Linked DNA regions of Homo sapiens: region 2 is linked to region 1. The links are chromatin contacts, found by POLR2A ChIA-PET in ENCODE. All regions are on one chromosome and are shown on one strand. Each heading gives the region's core, a stretch centred on a gene start or an enhancer-like site at or near the end of the contact. The rest is flanking DNA. Distances are from core to core; before and after follow the strand shown. Region 1 holds the start of HSD17B8 (hydroxysteroid 17-beta dehydrogenase 8). Region 2 holds the start of XPO5 (exportin 5).

The links. ChIA-PET counts read pairs that join two places held with the same protein, here RNA polymerase II (POLR2A).
Region 2: POLR2A ChIA-PET joins it to region 1 with 10 read pairs in activated T-cell. The contact joins the promoter of XPO5 here to the promoter of HSD17B8 in region 1. POLR2A ChIA-PET finds 5 or more read pairs at or near these places in 2 of 52 experiments (BJ and activated T-cell).

Annotation. Positions count from the first base shown.
Region 1 is chr6:33,201,818-33,208,883 of GRCh38, forward strand. HSD17B8 (hydroxysteroid 17-beta dehydrogenase 8) reads left to right here and starts at 2,838. Exons shown (of 9, transcript NM_014234.5): 1 at 2,838-2,903; 2 at 3,085-3,302; 3 at 3,404-3,520; 4 at 3,630-3,722; 5 at 3,823-3,908; 6 at 4,011-4,095; 7 at 4,317-4,359; 8 at 4,558-4,632; 9 at 4,821-5,014. The coding sequence starts at 2,852. The coding sequence ends at 4,837. It overlaps SLC39A7 (solute carrier family 39 member 7), which reads left to right. Exons shown (of 7, transcript NM_006979.3): 2 at 1-96; 3 at 255-308; 4 at 446-610; 5 at 743-883; 6 at 1,093-1,289; 7 at 1,724-2,620. The coding sequence ends at 1,996. RING1 (ring finger protein 1) reads left to right here and starts at 6,683. Exons shown (of 7, transcript NM_002931.4): 1 at 6,683-6,827; 2 at 6,948-7,066. The coding sequence starts at 7,006. MIR219A1 (microRNA 219a-1) reads left to right here and starts at 6,018; the gene lies at 6,018-6,127. RefSeq lists enhancers at 1-82, 2,668-3,550, 3,551-4,431.
Region 2 is chr6:43,572,243-43,578,940 of GRCh38, forward strand. It overlaps XPO5 (exportin 5), which reads right to left and starts at 3,796. Exons shown (of 32, transcript NM_020750.3): 1 at 3,518-3,796; 2 at 1,238-1,359; 3 at 264-336. The coding sequence starts at 3,622. POLH (DNA polymerase eta) reads left to right here and starts at 3,943. Exons shown (of 11, transcript NM_006502.3): 1 at 3,943-4,198. RefSeq lists a silencer at 3,743-3,942 and enhancers at 3,963-4,212, 5,541-6,041.

The DNA of each region.
Region 1 (7,066 bases), core at 1,588-4,087:
CTCCCCGGCATCGCTCTCTACTTCAGATCTTGCTCAGTTTTGCTTCCGGTGGGCTCCTGGGAGATGCTTTCCTGCACCTCATTCCTCATGCTCTTGGTAAGTAACCTCTGACTTCTACCTCAAATCTAACCTATTTCGTTCTTTGGAGGAAAAGGGTTCTTTCTCCTTTATGATCCCTGACCTTTCGATATTCCCCCAAATACACACTCATTGTGTCAGATATTCCCTCATCTGGTTTTCCCCCCTTCTTCCAGAACCTCATTCTCACCACACTCTGGAGCAACCCGGACATGGACACTCCCACAGTGGTGAGGAAGAGACAGATGGGGATGGGAGTTGGGGTGCTGGGGAAGGTCCGTCTCTCCCTATTCCTCACCTCCCGCACTTGAGGAGGAGGAGTCTGGAATGCACATCTCCCTTAATGTCTCAATGCCTCCATTCCCAGGCCAGGGCCCCATTCTGTCTGTGGGACTGTGGGTTCTCAGTGGAATTGTTGCCTTTCTTGTCGTGGAGAAATTTGTGAGACATGTGAAAGGAGGACATGGTCACAGTCATGGACATGGACACGCTCACAGTCATACACGTGGAAGTCATGGACATGGAAGACAAGGTGAGCCCAGGAACAACTTTCCTGAAAGCTGACTTGCCTGCCTCAGAATCTCCTCATCTTATGGCCCTCAGGAGGGAGAGGACATGTTGGAAGATCTGTTCTCCACTCTGACCAACTCTTTTCTTCCCTCAGAGCGTTCTACCAAGGAGAAGCAGAGCTCAGAGGAAGAAGAAAAGGAAACAAGAGGGGTTCAGAAGAGGCGAGGAGGGAGCACAGTACCCAAAGATGGGCCAGTGAGACCTCAGAACGCTGAAGAAGAAAAAAGAGGCTTAGGTAAGGGCCAGAGTTGGTGATAAATTTGGGCAAGGGACATCATCACAAATCACATGGAATATGTGCTGTGGGTAATGGCAGGTATCTGAGAAACACTAAAGGACTGGGTGTAAAGTGGTCTCTGAGGGGAGGTGTGAGAATAGCTGACCAAGACTGGAACAAGTGGTGATGGAAGCCTCTGATCATTTTCTCTTCTTGTCCTGTACAAGACCTGCGTGTGTCGGGGTACCTGAATCTGGCTGCTGACTTGGCACACAACTTCACTGATGGTCTGGCCATTGGGGCTTCCTTTCGAGGGGGCCGGGGACTAGGGATCCTGACCACAATGACTGTCCTGCTACATGAAGTGCCCCACGAGGTCGGAGACTTTGCCATCTTGGTCCAGTCTGGCTGCAGCAAAAAGCAGGTTGGTGATGTCTGCCAAACACAGCTGCCTCAAACCCTTTATCTCTCCTCACTCACCCTAAACCCAAACAGCCTCTTATTAGTTCCAAACAATTCATACTGTCATTGACAAGTCCTCTAGAAATGAGGGGGAAGAAGTTCTGGTTACTTTGTCCTTTAGCTCAGTATTTCTTAAACTGGTCTATAAACCATCTGAATGGTTTAGTGGAGTCTTACACACACACGCCTACTCAATCAGAAAGTCTGTGGAAAGGACCTCTGATCTCTTAAGATTTTTCAGAAATTGTCTATTCTAGACTGCTCCCTCTTCTCTTTTTATTTTGATGTTTAGTTTCCAAATCCATGTCCCCTATACCTATACCCCACCAGCCACTTCTAAACCACTGATAATCTTTAGCTATTGGTGAGTGCCTTTTTCTCTTTTCTGCCCATCAGGCGATGCGTCTGCAACTACTGACAGCAGTAGGGGCACTGGCAGGCACAGCCTGTGCCCTTCTCACTGAAGGAGGAGCAGTGGGCAGTGAAATTGCAGGTGGTGCAGGTCCTGGCTGGGTCCTGCCATTTACTGCAGGTGGCTTTATCTACGTAGCAACAGTGTCTGTGTTGCCCGAGCTGCTGAGGGAGGCATCACCATTGCAATCACTTCTGGAGGTGCTGGGGCTGCTGGGGGGAGTTATCATGATGGTGCTGATTGCCCACCTTGAGTGAGGGGTGGATAAACTACCCCTGCCCCAAACCTCTACCCCTAACTCCAGGTCAGGGGTGCGTAGAGGTTGGGGGCCCTGGCCAGGGACATCTGCCAAAGGAAGGAACTGTAGCCTGGGAGAATGGTTACTTTGGCATTAGGGCCTTCAAGGGCTGGCAGTCTTACAGAGGCTGGAGCGGTGAGAATGAGAGGCCAGAGGGACCATAGTGTTGGGCACTGTCTGACCATGTTGCATTTGGAAGGCTAAATGGGGCCATGAAGAAGGCTGGAAGGGACAGGGGGTGATGGCAGCCTACCTGGTGTCCCCTACCCCACCTGTTCTCGGAGAACCAAGTTGCTACACAGGAAGTTCTCCAAGGTCCAGTTTCCTTTCTCCCACCAGTTGGTGGAGGCTTCAGGGAAGACCAGAGTCCTGGACAGAGAGGGTAACAGGAGGAGTCGGGGATAAACATCAAACATCAATCGTGTGTCCTGATTTGGGAGTGATTGGGGGGATGGGGTGGGAGAGGGTTAGTTGGTATTCTCATGGCCTGATTTTTTTTGTTTCTATTCCTTTTATATCACTGTGTTTGAATCGAGGGGGAGGGGTGGTAACCGGAAATAAAGACCTCCGATCTTCCGCCCCACATGCAGTCTTTGTCTTTTTGGGGGGAATGGGGCCCCTTGTCTTCTCCACACCCGGGGCCCCTAAGCAGCAGTGTCGGGCCACGCCCCCTCGGTGGGAGGTCGGCCTGCGCTGGTGGCCGCAGATGGCCTAAGGCTGGCGGGCCTTTGATTGGCCCCGGCTTTGCCCTTGCCACGCCCCTCTGCGCTGGGATTGGCTTAGTGCTGGGATTCCCACCCACCCACAGCCCGCCATGGCGTCTCAGCTCCAGAACCGACTCCGCTCCGCACTGGCCTTGGTCACAGGTTGAGGGGGTTCTTTCCCCGGGCGGTTTGGGGTATTGGAGTGAGGTCAGGGGCGTGCCCTTGGAGTGCGCGGCCGCTGTGACCTCTGGCCCCTTACCCACATTTTACTTTCTGCCCTGTGACCTCTGATCCCTGCCCTCTCCTCCCCGTGCCCGGTCCGGCGTGTTCTGTCCTACCTCAGGTGCGGGGAGCGGCATCGGCCGAGCGGTCAGTGTACGCCTGGCCGGAGAGGGGGCCACCGTAGCTGCCTGCGACCTGGACCGGGCAGCGGCACAGGAGACGGTGCGGCTGCTGGGCGGGCCAGGGAGCAAGGAGGGGCCGCCCCGAGGGAACCATGCTGCCTTCCAGGCTGACGTGTCTGAGGCCAGGGCCGCCAGGTGCCTGCTGGAACAAGTGCAGGTGAACGCTAGGCCACTTTCCCCCTCTAAAGCTCTGATATTGCCTCCACTGCCCCGGCTTTTTGTGGGGGGTTTTTGATGCGTAACCTCCCCCTCCCATAGGCCTGCTTTTCTCGCCCACCATCTGTCGTTGTGTCCTGTGCGGGCATCACCCAGGATGAGTTTCTGCTGCACATGTCTGAGGATGACTGGGACAAAGTCATAGCTGTCAACCTCAAGGTGGCGATCTCTGAACCTGCGACGTTTGGCCCCCTTAGCCTGGGGAGGGAGTTGGAGGAGGGCTGTCACCCCAGCTGATCTTTTCTCCCTTGTTACCCTTTCCCGCCAGGGCACCTTCCTAGTCACTCAGGCTGCAGCACAAGCCCTGGTGTCCAATGGTTGTCGTGGTTCCATCATCAACATCAGTAGCATCGTAGGAAAGGTCAGGTTGAGTTGGACGAGGTCAGCCAGCCAAGTGGTATAGAGAGGAGAACCCCTCCTTGAGACTCCTGACTCATTCCACATCTCTGACTCACCTATAGGTGGGGAACGTGGGGCAGACAAACTATGCAGCATCCAAGGCTGGAGTGATTGGGCTGACCCAGACCGCAGCCCGGGAGCTTGGACGGTTGGTCAGATGCTTGAGGGTGCTGGGGAGCACCTGGGGGGTCTGAGGGAGGTACCAGCATTCAGCCCTCTCCAGAATCGGCAGCCACTCTCCTTCCCACAGACATGGGATCCGCTGTAACTCTGTCCTCCCAGGGTTCATTGCAACACCCATGACACAGAAAGTGCCACAGAAAGTGGTGGACAAGGTAGGAGGCTGTGGGTGGAGGGCAGAATCATTCAGAGACTCAATCTCTCTGGGCTTCACAGAGAGAGAGAGAGAGAGAGAGAGAGAATACTGGGCACAGTTCCTGGCAAACATTAAATATTCAATGAATGTATGAGAAATGAAGACAAAAAAGGGTCACAGACTCAGTCTTCAAAAAAATCCATAAAAGAAGCTTTCACCCACATGAGTATTTCCTTACAGATTACTGAAATGATCCCGATGGGACACTTGGGGGACCCTGAGGGTGAGCACTGAATGTAGTGGGGTCCCTGGGAAGGGGGCCTGAATGAAGAGATCCCCAAAGTTTGGGGATTTTCTAGGGGACTGGTGGTTGGTGTCTGTGGAGAGGTTTGTGGGGAGGGATGTCTTTGGTGGGAGATTATGGCTGTTTTGGGTCTATGGGAGTGAGCAGAATTCTGCCCTCTCCCCACCATTCTCATAGATGTGGCAGATGTGGTCGCATTCTTGGCATCTGAAGATAGTGGATACATCACAGGGACCTCAGTGGAAGTCACTGGTATGAGGCCAGCATGGGGAGGGAGAGGGCAGAGAAGTAGAACCCAGACTATATGAGAAAGCAAGTAAGGGGAGTCTGGAGCCACTGGGAAGGGCAGAGGTTCCCAAGGCCAGGGACAGAAGTGGGTACCCCCTAGCCCATTTGTGTCTCCACCCATGCATCTGTCCAAATGTTTCTGCCCCTCCCAGGAGGTCTTTTCATGTAACTGCCTCAAGGACCCTGGACTCTGCTCACCCCCCCACCACTCTGCCTGGCCTCCTGCTGATGAGGACTCTAAGTTCCCAGGATACAAAAGGGGTGGCAGTGTATGGTTCAGGAATGCTGAATATGGGAAGCAGGGGTGCTTGTGACCCTAATAAATTCCAAGTCCTCTTCCCTGCCACCTCCGGCTCTTCTTGTGTCCAAGCCCTCAGACCCTTCCCCACCTCCCCCTCCTTTCCCTTTCCCGAAGGATTGTTCCCTTTCTCTGCCTGGTCTCCCAGGGCAACCCCCGCCGCCGGGTGTGAGAGGAAAGAGTATGTGTCACTGTGTATGCGTGACACTCCGGGTCTTTTTGAAGGGAGGGGTTCGTGCGTCACCCCTTTCCACTGGTTCTGCAGCACCAGTCCCCTCCCCCCAACTCCCTGGGTTCTTATGGTCCCCAAGGGTGATTTGTTCATGGCCCCATCTTGGTGTCCAGTCTGGCCTTGAAAGGGGGTCTTGGAACAGGTGGCCCTCCCCCACCCCTCTCCTTTCTCTGAGTCCCCCCCTCCCCTTTCTCTCCACCTTACAATAGCTGCAGCCGGCCTGGGGTCGGATGGGGGGGATTAGGGGAGGGGGCCAGGATTAGGGGAATGAACCAGCCGATGAAAGGGGCTGGAGAGAGCAGGAGGGAGGGGGCTGGGAAGAGGAGGAGGAAGGGGAGGGGGGTCTGCGCTAATCGACTCTGGCGCCCACATAAGGACTGGCCACGGACTGAAGGAGAGGACAGGGAAGTAGGGGGGAACTGGGGTGGGGGGCGAGGGCACCCACTGCTGCCTTGTCCCAGGGACAGGCCACCCCCTGGCAGCCGCAGCCCAAGTCCGGGAGCCTCAGCTCGGGCGGGGACAAGATGCCCATCAGGGTCTCTAACTGCCCCCCACCCCCTCGCCCTGTATCCCTCTCATTCCCTACACTCAATGGGGATCGCTCTGCCCCTTCCTCTTCTCTTTCCTCCCCATCCCCTTCGTTTACTCTAGAGTCCTCGAAGAGGCTTCTGCCCACTTCCCACTCCAGACATTCTGCCCCTGTGTACCCCACCCACACGCGCACCCCCCCTTCCCAATGGGAGCTCCATCTTGTGTATGTCCCTGTTTCCGCGTGGTGTCTCCATTCCCCCTTTCCTCCCGTGCGCCTCCCTCCCTTCCCCGCCCCGGGCCGCGGCTCCTGATTGTCCAAACGCAATTCTCGAGTCTATGGCTCCGGCCGAGAGTTGAGTCTGGACGTCCCGAGCCGCCGCCCCCAAACCTCGAGCGGGAGAGCGGGTCGGAGGGTCTAGGGAGAGCCAAAGCAGAGGGTGGAGGGAGTCCCCAGGGTGGTAAGGGGAATCCCGGGCACATCGGGACCTAGGTGTGTTCTCAGGACTAGAAGGCTAAAGCGGCAGATCTTTTGCAGCCTTTTCCCCCGGGATCCTGGAATGGGGGTTACGGAGAAGTGAGGGGGGTTGATCCCCAGAGTCGCCAGGGTACGCAGAGTGGGGGAGGTAGCCCTTTTCACGAGCCCTCTGTCCCCTCCTGGGGTCCCAGATATTCCAGGCCCCGGCCCCCCGGAGCTGAGGCCCCGCGTGGGGGCCTCTGGAAGGGAACCGAGGCTAAGGTTGTTGGCCGCGCGACGGTGCTGGGCCGGGGGCGGAGACCGTGGTTCCCTAAGTGGCGCAGAACTCCCGGGACGCAGGATCCTCACGCGGGACGAGCCCGTCCCGTGGGCGGGAGAACCGCGGCGTCCACGTCCCGTCCCACCCGCGCCGCGAATGGTGGGTGACGTCTCCGCCGGCGGGGGGAGCGGGTGTAGCGGAGGAGCAGGCGGAAGTGACGTAGGGCCCCAGCGCCCGGGCCATGGCGGCGGCGGTGGCGGGAGCTGCTGTCTGAGCAGCGGTTGCGGACCGAGCGAACTTGGCCCAGGAGCCCGGGCCTAGGGAGAGGCGCGGCGGCGGCGGGAGCGCGAACGGCTGGAGCTGGGTGAGGGGCAGTGCCGGCGCGGGGGCGGGAGCGGGGGCGGAGAGGGGCGCTTCTGGAGGGGCGGGGTCTACGCGAGGGGCGGCCCCCCTGACGCCCTCCTCCCCTTCCCCCCACCCCCAGCCTTCTTCGCCTTCTCCTCGGCTGTGGAGCCCTGGTGGGGGGTCTGCGCCCGGTCACCATGACGACGCCGGCGAATGCCCAGAATGCCAGCAAAACGTGGGAACTGAGTCTGTATGAGC
Region 2 (6,698 bases), core at 2,546-5,045, about 10 Mb after region 1:
ATTTTTGCATTTTTGGTAGAGATGGGGTCTCACTGCATTGCCCAAGCTGCTCTCGAATTCTTAGATGCAGGTGATCCTCTTACCTTGGCTTCCCAAAGCGCTAGAATTACAGGTGTGAGTCACTGTGCCTGGCCTAAATTATGATTTCTTGTGCTGTCTGACCTATTTAGAAGCAGTGAATTTTTACACAAACTCCCTATTGAAGAAGTCACGCTTTGCCTAAACTACCTTGGAAACATGTCTCCCAACCACCCATTCCTTACATTTGCAATCAGCTCCATGACACTGTTCTTCAGATACACCTTCTCCAATCGAGACATGCCGTTCCACCGAAACCTGACCACCAAAATGCATAAAGTCAATAGAACCACTTTAGAAGTCTTGTCTTTACAAGAGAATAGCATGGATTTCTACATTTGATTACACTGGAGATTTCATTAAGAAATTATACTTTTGATTTTGTACCTGTCAATGAATGGGCAAAAATGATCTACATTTAACCAAAATACTAACACAAAAATTCTTGGGAAAAGGTTTTATATATGCAGTGGTCCATTAACTGGAATCCGCACAAGATTTGTACCACACGTCAGCTTTGCCTCATGATTTTATTGATGGGCCAAAAGTGAATATACATCTAGGTCAACTGCAACAATGTACTTGCTTTTCAGAAAATGCAGTTTTGACATCAGTCATTTTCTGTGCTGGCTTACAAAACAATTCTGGAAAAACTATGGCTAAGTCTTAAAGGCTACCTCTTCTGATAGGTGTTGAGGGTAGGACAATCAAGTTAGGATGGGTTTTCAGTTATTCTCATACAATCCTGCTTTGGATGTACCACCCAGAGAAGGCACACAAACTCAGAAAGACAGAGAGAAAAAAGAAAGCCACAGTGCCTAATCAGAGATTCATTGACCTATACATTGCATTACTCTAAAAAGGCTTCGAGGGCTAATGACATATAGTCAGAGCTCAGTAAGTATTGGCTAAATGGCAGGTAATATTTGTTGAATGGGTAATATGTACCACACACTTTACATGGATGAAGAAACTGAAGAAAAGAAAGGTTAAATCTTGAATGAGAGCTCCTGTGAGGTTCTGATAACATCTAGGGGATCATTCCTCTCTTCTTGGAGATTGCTCTTCTCTACTCACCTAAACAGCATCTCTATAGGTTATATAAGATATAAAGATCTGTTCTCTCAGACTTCAGTGGTAATGTCCAAGAGCTCCTTACTTGACAACGTGTTCCAGGATCTGAAGGCCAAAATGTCTGACGATGGCAACTTGTGTTTTCTCAGCCAACCTCAAGCCACAGGGGACACAGATAGGACACTTTTCTTTAAACTCCTCACAAAACTGAAAGAAGAAAAGTTAGTGTTTCCTTTCGAGGGCTGAGAGAATAGGGACTAAAAGAATTTCATCTTAAGAAACTCCAACCAGGGCCGGGTGCGGTGGCTCACACCTGTCCCAGCACTCTGGGAGGCTGAGATGGGTGGACTACTTGAGTCTAGGAGTCTGAGACTAGCCTAGGCAACATGGCGAAACCCCATCTCTATTAAATATATATATATATATATATTTTTTTTTTTTTTTTTTGAGACGGAGTCTCACTCTGTCGCCCAGGCTGGAATGCAATGGCATGATCTCGGCTCACTGCAACCTCTGCTTCCCAGGTTCAAGCAGTTCTCCTGCCTCAGCCTCCTGAGCCCATGTAGCTGGGACTACAAGTGCACGCCACCACACCCAGCTAATTTTTGTATTTTTAGTAGAAACAAGGTTTCATCATGTTGACCAGGCTGGTCTTGAACTCCTGACCTCAGGTGACCCACCTGCCTTGGCCTCCCAAAGTGCTGGGATTACAGGCGTGAGCCACTGTGCCCGGCCCACTAAAAATATTTTTTTAAATTAGCCGGGCATGGTGGCAGGTGCCTGTAATCCCAGCTACTCAGGAGGCTGAAGTGGTAGGAGAATCACTTGAGCTCGAGAAATCAAGGCTGAAGTGAGCCGAGATCTCACCACTGCACGCCAGCCTGGACAACCAGAGTGAGACCCTACTCAAAAAGAAACTCCAACCTAAGCTATATGTTTAAAGTTGCAAAACCTAGATCAATATTATGTGGATCTCCAAGCACAGTTGCTTTAAAAATATATATTTAATATAAAAATAAAAATATAAAATATATAAAAGTTACACATATATAACATTTCCTCCAAGTGGTGTTCACTCTATTTTATGTGTATATATTATATATATATTATGAATAAAGAACTGATAAACATTCCTTCCAGCGTGATGGTTCCAGATTTTTTCCATGCTACGGCCAACAGTAGCCCTACTAGTGTTGGAAAAAAATGGACACAAAGGAATAAGAAATTATTTGTTAGAGACATCCCCCTGACGTACATAGGGGTGAAATAACAATTTCTAGGGTTTCTTTTAAAAACCTTCGAGGCAGGGAGAGAGGATAGGCGGTGGAAAAAGTAAATGCGGTAAAATCTTTGATTGCTGAATTTAGGTGACAGGAACATGCAGAATCACTGTCGTATTCTCTCCACTTTTGTGTCTATTTTAAATATTAATAATAAAAACCAAACTAATGGAACCCAATTGTTTCTGATTCCAAACCCTGTGGCAGACATCTACATATTGTAACATTTCCTCCAAGTGGTGGTCACTCTCTTTTTTGAAGTTAACATCACTTTAAAAATGTACAGCACAAGTATTTTCTCCTAAATGGCCATTTCTCACAGCCCACACACGTTGTTTTATGGGCAAGTAAGCTTGAATTGTATTAACACCCCCAAACTGCAACATAAGTCAGTCCCAAGAGCAGAGCATTCGGGTCTCACGCAAACTACTTTCAGGAAACCAAAGTGCCCTTGTTAAAATGCAAAGTAAGTGGTAGAAGTTATCTTTGCGCAAAATAGCCTAAAAATATTACACTCAAAAACATGGGAGAAGTAGGGGTGCGAGAATTTCCCCGGAAAATGTCCAAGACACAAACGAAAGTTAGCGAGATGTTAAAGCATATAAGCATAAGGGTACCAGAGGGGCTGGAGCTCGGTCAGGGCCAGGGGAGTGGGCCAGCAGGAAAACGTTTAGTGCAGGAGAGACCATAAAGAACGAAGCTGGTGTTGGGGGCGGGATCTACACGTGCGCCTCGGGAAGGCGAGGGGATGTCGGGCTTGGGGAATGAAAATGGGCGAGGGTCATGTTGCGGACAAGAGTGCACAGAAGCGAGGAAAGGGGGAGGAGAGGGCTGTGGGAAGCTGCGGCGAGATGAGAAGCAGCATAGGGACCGGAGTGTCCCAGGCAAAGGACAGGAGCGGCGAGTAGAGAAGGCGGCGATTTGGGAGAGGCGCGGAGGGCCGCGAGGGGAAGGTCCCGGGGAGTTGGGAAAGGAGGTCCAGGGGCCGCGTGGGCGGGAGACTACCCCAGTTACAGGCGGCGCCGGAGCTGCTGGGGCTGGGAGAGGGTGTCGGGACCGGCCCAGGACGCCAGGACCCCAGCTACCTTGAGGGCTTCCAGCCGGTAGCGCTGGGTGGAGTTGGGGTCCATCATGACCGTCACCGCTTTCACCAGCTGCTCGCACAGCGCGTTTACTTGATCCATCGCCATGCCTAGCGCCACGCGCCGAGAGCGCACACCACTGCAGTCCCGGGACCACGAGGCACGACAGCTCCCTCGGCGAGACCACCCGTTGGTACCGGGCCGCGGCGGGCGGCGGGGGTGGGAAGCTGGAGGAGGAGCGTTAGCAGCAACTCGCGCTGGGAAGAAGCCGGCGCTGCGCACGCGCCCGGCCCGCCACTGCGCACGCGCCCGCGGAAGTGGCGGCTCCCGTGTGCAGGTTGAGCCTAGGTGGGCGGGGCGGGAGGCGGAAGGGCCGCGGTGCGCAGCCGCGTCAACGGCCCTTCGCAGCGGGCGCGCTGTCAGACCTCAGTCTGGCGGCTGCATTGCTGGGCGCGCCGCTCTCGTCTGATCCCTGCTGGGGACGGTTGCCCGGGCAGGATCCTTTACGATCCCTTCTCGGTTTCTCCGTCGTCACAGGGAATAAATCTCGCTCGAAACTCACTGGACCGCTCCTAGAAAGGCGAAAAGATATTCAGGAGCCCTTCCATTTTCCTTCCAGTAGGCACCGAACCCAGCATTTTCGGCAACCGCTGCTGGCAGTTTTGCCAGGTGTTTGTTACCTTGGTAAGAAAATTTAGAACCGTTCGCTGTCACTGTGTTCAGACTTTCTATGTTGCCTTGGCTATTGGTTTTATAATGTAGCAGTGACTGGGCCAAGGTTGCGTGAAATATAAATCATGCTAACAGGGATAAGGCCCTGGTACTGTCTTCTAAGATTTTTCTTGTAGAAAAAAGTATGTTTTTCCCTGTAGTTGTTAAACCTCTCTCTTGGAATTACTTTCCTGGATGTATTATTACCTGGTGGGCACTAAACTTGTTTTGTGCGGATTGGGGTAACTCGAGATGTTTAAAGGGAATAATTGCAATCAGTGAAGGTTTGTGCAGTTTTGATAATTGGCCAAGTGCTATGTATAAGGTTTCAAAGTAGTGTAATCCTTATCCAAAAGCATGGCTTGGGCAGAAAGTCTTCTTCATTTTCCATCTTTATAAAGCTCTTGGCCGGGCGCGGTGGCTCACGCCTGTAATCCCAGCACTTTGGGAGGCGGAGGCGGGCGGATCACCTGAGGTCAGGAGTTCGAGACCAGCCTCACCAACATGGTGAAACCCCGTTTCTACTAAACATACAAAAATTATGTTTGCATTTTTAGTATTTTTATACAGGCGTGGCGGTGCGCGCCTGTAATCCCAGCTACTCGGGAGGCTGAGGTGGGAGAATCGCTTGAACCCGGGAGGCGGAGGTTCAGTGAGCCGAGATCGCGCCTTTGCACTCCAGCCTGGGCGACAGAGCGAAACTCCGTCTCAAAAATAAATAAATAAAGCTCTTGCTTTCTCCAGTAAATACATAAACGGAAAACCTCAACAGCTTTATTATCTGTTAAAGTCTGCATGTCTGTTTTTGTGATTGTGTGCTTAGTAAATTGTGTGCTGAACATAAATCACTGCTTCCTATTCTTGCTCCACTTCTGGTATTTGGATCTAATATGGTGCTTAGCCTGTGTTTTTTTGTGTTACAATACTATTTGTTGGCTCAGTCTGTTCCAGTACTACTGAAAAGCCACTTCAAAGTAGAGGGACTTCTGGCATGTTATAGTTTTAACTTGTAAATGTTTAAAGTATCACATTCTGCCTGTTTTAGGCGTGGTCGATTGGAATTTATAAGGAATTAATGCTTTGACTGCTCTGATTTTAATTATTTTTCTTTCCACTCACCTTCCTGCTTTGCAGTTGTAAGACGTTTTTTTTTTCAAGGTGAATGTTAGTTTTTGAAAAACTTTTTTTAGAATACAGTTGGGTGCTCACTCAACTGTATAACCTGTGTTTCTCGTATTTAAATCATGGATTGCTGGTGTTTCGATTGTCTTATTTAGGTCTTGGCTCCCAAACTGCTGCATATTGGAATTACCTGGAGAGCTTTTAAAAATCCCCGGCCTGGCGCGGTGGCACACGCCTGTAATCCCAGCACTTTGGGAGGCCGAGGCGGGCGGATCACGAGGTCAGGAGATCGAGACCATCCTGGCTAACACGGTGAAACCCCGTCTCTACTAAAAATACAAAAAATTAGCCGGGCGGGGTGGCACGCGCCTGTAGTCCCAGCTAATGGGGATGAGGCAGAGGAATCACTTGAAACCGGGAGATGGAGGTTGCAGTGAGCTGAGATCTCACCACTGCACTTCAGCCTGGGTGACAGACGGAGACTCTGTCTAGGAAAAAAAAAAATCCCCATGCTAGGCCGAGCGCGATGGCTCACGCCTGTAATCCCAGCACTTTGGGAGGCCGAGGTGGGTGGATCGCCTAAGGTCAGGAGTTAGAGACTAGCCTGGCCAACATGGTGAAACCCAGTCTCTACTCGAAATACAAAAATTAGCCGGGCGTGGTGGCGTGCGCCTGTAATCCCAGCTACTCAGGAGGCTGAGGCAGGAGAATCGCTTGAACCCGGGAGGCGTAGGTTGCAGTGAGCCGAGACTGTGCCATTGCACTCCAGCCTGCGCAACGAGAACGAAACTCTAACTCAAAAACAACAACAACAACAAAAAACTCATGCCCAGGTCATACCCATACCAATTAAGTTAGTATATATAGTTGTGGAAGTCAAATATCAGTAGTATTTAAAGCAGCCTGGCGGGGGGACAAGAGCGAGACTTTGTCTCAAAAAAAAAAAAGTGTCATGGTCATGAAAAACAAGGAACAACCGAGGAAATGCCACAGATTGGGGGGCAGTAAAGTATGTAGTTAATAATATGCCAATGTTCATTTTTAAATTTTGGTAATTGTGTTAAGTAAGATGTTAACATCAGGAAACTGGGAGTAGGAGAACTCTACCATTTTTGCGATTTTCTGTAAGTCTAAAAGTATTTCAGAGTAAAAGGTTGACATTTTTCATGAATGCTATGATGTTATATATTATTTTCTCCTTCTCTTTTCTCTGAATTTATACTTGAGATTTGTCTGTCAACTGATTCCGTATTGGTTCTCTTCCCCTGGTGATGTGCATTTTAATTTCCATTTCCCCATGACTAATGATGGTGAGCCTATTTTTATGTGCCAATTGGCTATGTTTGTATTT